2 separate regions of the Homo sapiens genome follow, and region 1 is linked to region 2. A link is a contact called in ENCODE Hi-C or POLR2A ChIA-PET data. All regions are on one chromosome and are shown on one strand. Each heading gives the region's core, a stretch centred on a gene start or an enhancer-like site at or near the end of the contact. The rest is flanking DNA. Distances are from core to core; before and after follow the strand shown. Region 1 holds the start of C1D (C1D nuclear receptor corepressor). Region 2 overlaps PPP3R1 (protein phosphatase 3 regulatory subunit B, alpha).

Region 1 (4,465 bases), core at 304-2,803, 140 kb before region 2:
GAACAATTACATTAAATTAAATTCACTTCTATTCAAAGTTTAATTCAAAGCATTTCCAAAATTACAGCAATCAAGCAGCAAAATTACCTTCCAAAACATATGGAAGTTGATTATTACAATTATCTTATTTCTGAAATAAGAGTATATAGTGTTGTTGCACAGATTAAATAAACTAGATAAAAGCCATTAGAACGGGGCCTGGCTCAGTTAGCACTCAATACATTAGATAGTATTTTACTAAAAGTGAAAATTACCAAATACTCTAATCCAATGTGAACTATTTAGAGCCATGCTTGAAGGGTCAACTTTGGAAACAGTAGCTGAGATAATACATATGAAGAGCCATTTGAAAAGGTAAAAGCAGTTAAGAAAAAAATTACATTACTTTTGAACTGTGATACATACAACACAGCTAACTGAAGGCAGCTGTAGTATCTTTTGACTGAGAATTTTATTTTGAAAAACCGTTATTCACACTTGTCACTATCTTTCAACAAAACAATGAGTTCTATCATTTCCACCAAACACAAACATTTCTCTGTACTTCAATAGGGCTAATCTGTTGTTTTTGAATCAAAAATACAGAGTTAAATAACTAAAAGTATAACTGGATTGTTTGTAACACAAAGGATAAGTGCCTGAAGGGATGGATACCCCATTTTCCATGTGATTCTTACATATTGCATGCCTGTATCAAAACATCTCGTGTACCCCATAAATATATACACCTATGTACCCACAAAATTTTTAAATTTAATTTTTTAAAAAATCACGGTTAAGTCTTGGTTCAGTCCACCATCAGACAGTCCTAATAGGTTAATAAGTGGATAGCAAACATCTCATTGCGACAAATACATCTTTATCAAGCCAAAACTGAACTGTAGTCAGCAAACATTGAGGACATTAAAGCTATTTTGAAACAAGTTTGAGTTACACTGAACTTATCCGGGTCATCAAGAAAAACTGCTCTCTTGGATTACCCACTACAGATTTCAGCTAAAGGTCGAAATTAGCCCACTATCTCAGATGAGCTAATACTGCAGCAGCAGGCAGTCTGTGAATGTGAATGATAAACGGAGCTAACACAGTAAAGTTACTCCCCTAGACGTTCCACTTTAGCCTCTCTCCCTAAGCAAGATTGAAAACAGCTGAAAATTGTGAAGACTTCAATGTTTTTTGATTTTTGTTTTTAATTTCTTCGTCTTCCAAGATTTGAGAAGGGGGTGGTTAACAAACGAAGAAAAAGAGAGAGACCGGAGCAAAAGAGAGAAATGAGGGGCCGGGGTAAGCCAAAGCCTGCAAGCAGCCCCAAAACAAGCGGAAGTGGGGGACCTGCCAACAATGCTGCCCCAACGAAGAGCTGTGAGAGACTGCATTCCTGGAAGGCTACGCAGCCAAACTCCGATTTTCTCAGTCTGCCCAGAGGATGACAGGGGAATCCCAGGAGAGGAAAAGCGGAGTTAAACAGGAGCAGGAGAAAAACTGAAACTACACCTTAGAAAAATACCTCACGGCCTTCGACTCCAGTCTCCCGGAAAGCGGTCGGGCAACGATGACGACAATGACGCGCCGGCTCTGCCCCCGCCACGAGCGGCGCTTCCCGATGATCTCACGCTGCTCGCCACGCCCCCTGCTCCTTAACTCTTCTCCAAAGGCAAATCTCATTTTGAGTAGCTCAGACCCATGTTGTGGGAGACGATTGCGGCGGCACTCGGAACTTTTGTCTACCTTTGTACCCGGCTAACACTCACCCCAAATACAGGTTGAGTGTATTTAACCAGGAAAAAAATCTTAGTTATCGAAACTTTGTTCGGGTTTTTACTTTCCCAGAAGCTTTTTTCAGGGCCCTCATTCTTTCTACCCTTTTATTGTCTGCCTCTAGATGAGCCTCTTAGAGCAGCTTCCCAGATTATCCGTGGGGAAGAACAGGTTCTTTATTAGATTATCCGTGGGGAAGAATGGGTTCTTTATTTTTCCAATCTGTCAGTAAAAGGTACTTCTATAAAATACAGTAAAAATGAATTAGTAGAAAAATGGGGAAAATATGTGCAAAATACAAGCCCAAATTTTTTATTAGTTTCAAATAAATGTAAAATTGCATTTCAATGTATGCAATCAGAACAAACATAATAGAAAATAAAGGCATTAACAGAAACTGTACATACTGTTCATTGAAAGTGTAGTATAAGCGATTGAGCATTGTCTTAACATTTGTAACTTGTCATTCCACGGCTGTAATTTGATAAAAAGTTATGCATGAAACAGTTGTCCGTATATTAAATGCATGTAAAAGCATTTTGAACAAGCACCATGTATGTAATATTTAAAGTTTTGGGGGAGGTTCCAAAGTGGCCGAATAGGAACAGCTCCAGTCTACAGCTCCCAGCATGAGCAACGCAGAAGATGGGTGATTTCTGCATTTCCAACTGAGGTACCGGGTTCATCTCACTGGGGCTTCTCAGACACTGGGTGCAGCCCACAGAGCAGGGCGAGGCATGACCTCACCCGGGAAGCACAAGGGATCAGGGAATTCCCTTTCTTAGCAAAGGGAAGCCATGATAGACGGTACCTGGAAAATTGGGACACTCCCATCCTAATACTGTGCTTTTCCAACGGTCTTAGCAAACGGCACACCAGAAGATTATATCCCGTGACTGGCTCAGAGGGTCCCACGCCCACGGAGCCTGGCTCACTGCTACCACAGCAGTCTGAGATCAAACTGCAAGGCAGCAGCGAGGCTGGGGGAGGGGCGTCTGCCATTGCTGAGGCTTAAGTAGATAAACAAAGTGGCCAGGAAGCTTGAACTGGGTGGAGCCCATCGCAGCTCAAGGAGGCCTGCCTGCCTCTGTAGACCCCACCTCTGGGGGCAAGGCATAGCTGAACAAAAGGCAGCAGAAAGTTCTGCAGACTTAAATGTCCGTCTGACAGCTTTGAAGAGAGTAGTGCTTCTCCCAGCACGGAGTTTGAGATCTGAGAACGGACAGACTGTCTCCTCAAGTGGGTCCCTGACCCCCGAGTAGCCTAACTGGGAGACACCTCCCAGCAGGGGCCAACTGACACCTCATACAGCTGGGTGCCCCTCTGAGATGAAGCTTCCAGAGGAAGGATCAGGCAGCAATATTTGCCATTCTGCAATATTTGCTGTTCTGCAGCCTCCGATGGTGACACCCAGGCAAACAGGGTCTAGAGTGGACCTTCAGCAAACTCCAACAGACCTGCAGCTGAGGGTCCTGACTGTTAGAAGGAAAACTAACAAAAAGAAAAGACATCCACACCAAAAACCCATCTGTACGTCACCATCATCAAAGACCAAAGGTAGATAAAACCACAAAGATGGGGATAAATCAGAGCAGAAAAGCCGAAAATTCTAAAAATCAGAGCGCCTCTTCTCCTCCAAAGGAATGCAGCTCCTCACCAGCAATGGAACAAACCTGGACAGAGAATGACTTTGACAAATTGAGAGAAGAAAGCTTCAGACGACTGGTAATAACAAACTTCTCCGAGCTAAAGGAGGATGTTTGAACCCATTGCAAAGAAGCTAAAAACCTTGAAAAAAGATTAGACGAATGGCTAACTAGAATAAACAGTGTAGAGAAGTCCTTAAATGACTGATGGAACTGAAAATCGTGGCACGAGAAGAACGTGACGCATGCACAAGCTTCAGTAGCCGATTTGATCAAGTGGAAGAAAGAGTATCAGTGATTGAAGATCAAATGAATGAAATGAAGCAAGAAGAGAAGTTTAGAGAAAAAAGAGTAAAAAGAAATGAACAAAGCCTCCAAGAAATATGAGACTTTGTGAAAAGACCAAATCTGCATCTGAATTGTGTACCTGAAAGTGACTGGGAGAATGGAACCAAGTTGGAAAACACTCTTCAGGATATCATCCAGGAGAACTTCCCCAACCTAGTGAAGCTGGCCAACATGCAAATTCAGGAAATACAGAGAACACCACAAAGATACTCGTCGAGAAGAGCAACTCCAAGACACATAATTGTCAGATTCACCAAAGTTGAAATGAAGGAAAAAATGTTAAGGGCAGCCAGAAAGGTCAGGTTACCCACAAAGGGAAGCCCATCATAGTAACAGCTGATCTCTCGGCAGAAACTCTACAAGCCAGAAGAGAGTGGGGGCCAATATTCAACATTCTTAAAGAAAAGAATTTTCAACCCAGAATATCATATCCAGCCAAACTAAGCTTCATAAGTGAAGGAGAAATAAAATCCTTTACAGACAAATATACTGAGAGATTTTGTCACCACCAGGCCTGCCTTACAAGAACTCCTGAAGGAAGCACTAAAGATGGAAAGGAACAACTGGTACCAGCCACTGCAAAAACATGCCAATTGTAAAGGCCATCAATGCTAGGAAGAAACTGCATCAACTAATGAGCGAAATAACCAGCTAACATCATAATGACAGGATCAAATTCACACATAACAATATTAACCTGAAATGTAAATGGG
Region 2 (4,390 bases), core at 1,622-4,121:
AACCCTTCTCTCAACATGTATATTACCGTTTTTCCTACTGAAGGCCTGTGTATTATTGTTTTTCTCCTTTTGGTTTATCCACATTATGGTTCAAATCAATACAGGCAGTAAGTTAATGAAAAGCATGTATTCATAATATGATACAAATATACCTTCAAGTATTCTGTTATTAATAACCCTGCTTAAAGATATACTGTTTATTTTTTTAAACTAAAATGTATACTGCTTAGTTCAATGATACATCTTATTCAAAAGATCTGGCTCCTAAAGCATTTCTTTTTTCTATATATTAAGTCCAATCCCATCCCATTACATCACATTTTCCAGATCTTCCTCTTATTTTATCTACTGTTCCTATGTGATGTTGCATTTGAATGTTAGCTGCACCTTTCTTTAGCTTTGTACCACACTCCACTCCCCACCCTATTTTCCTTTAAAAAAAATTATATTTCCACAAAAGAATGCATATTTAAGAGTCTTCTTTTACTTTCAGCCTCCATTATTCAAGACTTACTTACACGTATGGCTCCTCCAAAGCTTAATGTGGTTTACTGCCAAGAATGTCATACTGCATCCCCCAGTTTCTTTTTTTTCTCTCGTTGACTTTTATCTTAACATTAAAAAATTCCACCACATAATTCATATAACGGCTTTTACTTTCTTCTTGAAGACATTCTTCACAGACAACTCTGCCATTTCGTTCTAATTTGAACCAACTGCTTTCTAGGCCTATGGCATAGTTGTTATCCTGAGATTTTCACTGGTGTGTTAGTTAGGAATTCCGTTTCTGGGGTCTCATTTCATCCTCTTTCTTGAACTTCTATTTCATTTTGCTAGGTACATATTCAAGAACTCGTTTAAGTTAACCTTCCCAAGTCCTTAAATTTCTGAAAATGTCTTTTTTTGTTCTCACATTTGAGTGATCATTTGGCTGTTATCAAATTCTGGATTAGAAACTCCGAACTTTGAATGTATTACTCCACTGCCTTCTACCAACTACTGCTGCTGTGAAGAAGTCCAATGCCAGCGGACTCCTATTCTTTTTAGGTAACAACTTCTATGTCTGGAGGCTTTTAGGGTTTTTTTACTCTTGAAATTTTAAAATTACAAAAGTTGAAACTAAACATAGATGTTCTTTCATCTAATCTTGGCAATCAGAATGCTTTTAAACAAAAGATTCAATTTTTCAAGAAAGAGAAATTTCTCCTTTTATTTCACTGATTATTTCCCCTTCTATGTTATCTAATACAGCTCCTGAAATTTCTTTCAGTCAGACGCTATCACTCTGTGTTCTCCAAATCATTCTTTCCTTGCACATTTTTCCATATCTTTTATCTTTTGCTCTAACATTCTGAGAAAGATTCAAGAAGTTTTATTTTTGTTACGCAGATAGCTAGACTTTTTCACTAGCTAAAGTAACTGATTTCTTCAAATTACTCAAATTTGTGCTAGATAACGAGATTACTATATGTCATGAACCTCATTACCGAAACTACAAATTTCTTAGTGCTGCCACAATACCAAAATTTGACAGTGTGGATAAAGCAAATAAAGCCAGTCCTTCCTTTTCTTTTTTCGTTTTTTGTTGTTGTTGTTGTTGTTGTTGTTGTTGTTTTTTGAGATGGAGTCTCGCTCTGTCTCCCACGCTGGAGTGCAATGACACAGACTCGGCTCACTGCAACCTCTGCCTCCTGGGTTCAAGTGATTCTCCTGTCTCAGCCTTCCAAGTAGCTGGGATTACGGGCACCCACAACCATGCCCGGCTAATTTTTCTATTTTTAGTAGAGACGAGGTTTCACCATGTTGGCCAGGCTGGTCACGAACTCCCGACCTCAGGTGATCCACTTGCCTCGGTCTCCCAAAGTGCTGGGATTACAGGTGTAAGCCACTGTGCCCGGCCAGTCCTTTACTTGAGACTACTTGTTTAAAAACTTGAAATATTTAATATATACTAGAGAGTTCAGGGAATTTTTTTTTTTTTTTTTTTTTTTTTTTTGAGACGGAGTCTCGCTCTGTCGCCCAGGCTGGAGTGCAGTGGCATGATCTCAGCTCACTGCAAGCTTCGCCTCCCAGGTTCACGCCATTCTCCTGCCTCAGCCTCCCGAGTAGCTGGGACTACAGGCACCCACCACCATACCCGGCTAATTTGAATCCAGGGATTATTAAAAACCGTCTGTAACACTAAAACAAGGTAACCCAAACTATTTAAGTTCATGTACTATACTTAAGAAAATCCTTTGTTCTTCTCGTCATTACTTAATTCTAATGCTTTACTGAGAGCAAGCAAAGCATAAGTAATTCTCAGTGACTAGGTGAATTAAATCAGAATTGAGATCACTAAATTACCAAGTAAATGATAAATGACAGCTGGTAAACTGTCTAAGAAACATTAACTGTATAATAAATTTATGAAGATGTTAATGTAAAGCAACAACTGCACAAGTCAATTTCAAAATTAACGGCATACAATGTTTTAACAATAAATGGCATTTTAGGGCCAGGCACAGTGGCTCACACCTGTAATCCCACCACTTTGGGAGGCCAAGGCGGGTGGATCACCTGAGGTCAGGAGTTCAACACCAGCCTGACCAACATGGTGAAACCTTGTCTCTAATACAAATACAAAATTAACCAGGTGTGGTGGCACATGCTTGTAATCCCAGCTACTCGGGAGGCTGAGGCAGGTGAATAGCTTGAACCCAGGAGGCAGAGGTTGCAGTGTGCCGAGATCGCGCCATTGCACTCCAGCCTGGGCAACAAGAAAGAAACTCTGTCTCAAAAAAAAAAAAATGCTGAAATGAAAGAGGAAATCAAATTAACTACAGATAACCTTTTTCTCTGAAAACACTGTTTTCAAAACAGCAAACCTCCCTGAGACGAATGTGATTAAGAGCAGACATTAACAGCAAAGTTATTATCCTTAAACTTTCACATCACCTGTAAATACTCAAACCAGAAACAAAACTGCCTGAATGTGAAACTGTTTACTAAAAACAGAAACAGCGTTCTAACGGCTAGAAGGGTTTCTACTGGCAGTTCATTATGCAAAAGGAGAGGTTCCTTCAGAGTCTGCCAAGCTCTTCTTAGGGGACCTTCTAACAAAAGAGAGATGAGACATCTTTTTAGATAAAAGATTTAATCTTTCACCTACATTTAGTCTACAAAACAGCCCTTGTGTTTACTAATTTTATCTAAACCACTCAGAATTACACTGGCTTTATCAAAAATTAGCTGAATCTGATTTTCCACTCTTACTTTCAATTGTGCCCCAATCTAGTCTTCTGCTTAAATTATCTAAGGTAGTATCTTGCACTCAGTCACTTTTCCAAAGTTATCATGCCAAGTTAGAACTAAGGCTTCCACTTTGAGCAAATCACCTCAACAGAGTATACATTTCCTAGTCCAGAGAGGTTAGCCAACAGACAGAAATAAAGTCACAACGGCCTAGAATAAATTCAATAAAAATCCAACACTGAATTGAATGACATATACATATATATACACACACACACTATATATATATATTCTGATATATATATATCAGAATACCTATGTCTTAGACAAATCTAGTCTTGCCTAGAATTATTCATGTAGACAATTATAACATTAATTTTGTAAGATTTACTGAAGACAGACTATATAATACTATGATTAAAAATATTGACTATGAAACATGATGGCCTAAGATCAAATCATGGCTTTGTTACTTCACCTGCTGTGTGACTTAAGCCAGTTATTTAAAGTCTCTTTGCTTCTATTTCCTCATCTGTACAATGGGGAAAGTAATTGTGCCCCTCTCCTGAGGCTAATATGAGAATTAAAAGAATTAATGTATGTAAAACGCTTAGAATAATTCCTGGGACATGGTAAGCACCATACCATTATGGATTGTTATTATTTATGAAAACAAATGGGGTGACTAGTAACTACCAGGTTTTCCCAAAGGTATACAGCCTTTAAAATTATCCAACGAGTTGTCTATGTAATCCAGCTCTGAGCTCTTGCTAGCTAATTCAGTCAACCAATTATTTACTCAGCATCTGCTTTATGCCAGGCATTATGCTTCCACTGTCAAAGTCCCAATTCTTTTACTGGTGAAAATTAGTTTGAACAGCCACTTATTATTAAAGTTTACAGTCTGCATGCCATTCTGAATTGTAATTAAATAATTATTTCTTATTGATTTTATTCTTGGTTACTTCCTTCTCCCCTTTTCCATTTATTTAAAAAGCCCCAACTTTTCAATAATAGAAAATTTCAAACACACACAAAGTTTGAAAAAAGAGTATAATGAATTCTATATGCTCATCATCCAGTTTCAACCATTAAACATAAGAAAAATGTTATCTATATCCCACCCCAGTTATTTCAGAGCAAATCCCAGACATAT

The links. A loop is a pair of places that touch in the nucleus more often than their neighbours do. ChIA-PET counts read pairs that join two places held with the same protein, here RNA polymerase II (POLR2A). Pooled maps may share reads with other maps.
Region 1: a loop to region 2 is called in a pooled map, with 2.9 times the contacts of the local background. The contact joins the promoter of C1D here to the enhancer-like site in region 2. A Hi-C loop is called at or near these places in 5 of 50 pooled maps. POLR2A ChIA-PET finds 5 or more read pairs at or near these places in 2 of 52 experiments (PC-9 and activated T-cell).

What each region holds. Positions count from the first base shown.
Region 1 is chr2:68,061,451-68,065,915 of GRCh38, forward strand. It overlaps C1D (C1D nuclear receptor corepressor), which reads right to left and starts at 1,554. Exons shown (of 5, transcript NM_173177.3): 1 at 1,508-1,554. RefSeq lists enhancers at 1,122-2,321, 1,243-1,652, 1,405-1,905.
Region 2 is chr2:68,200,825-68,205,214 of GRCh38, forward strand. All of the region lies in intron 2 of PPP3R1 (protein phosphatase 3 regulatory subunit B, alpha), which reads right to left. Among named protein-coding and RNA genes, the nearest start is that of PNO1, 45 kb to the left of the region's middle. Within about 2 kb of position 2,872, at least 4 of the 41 ENCODE cell types and tissues checked have a DNase peak (open chromatin) inside an H3K27ac peak, as active enhancers do.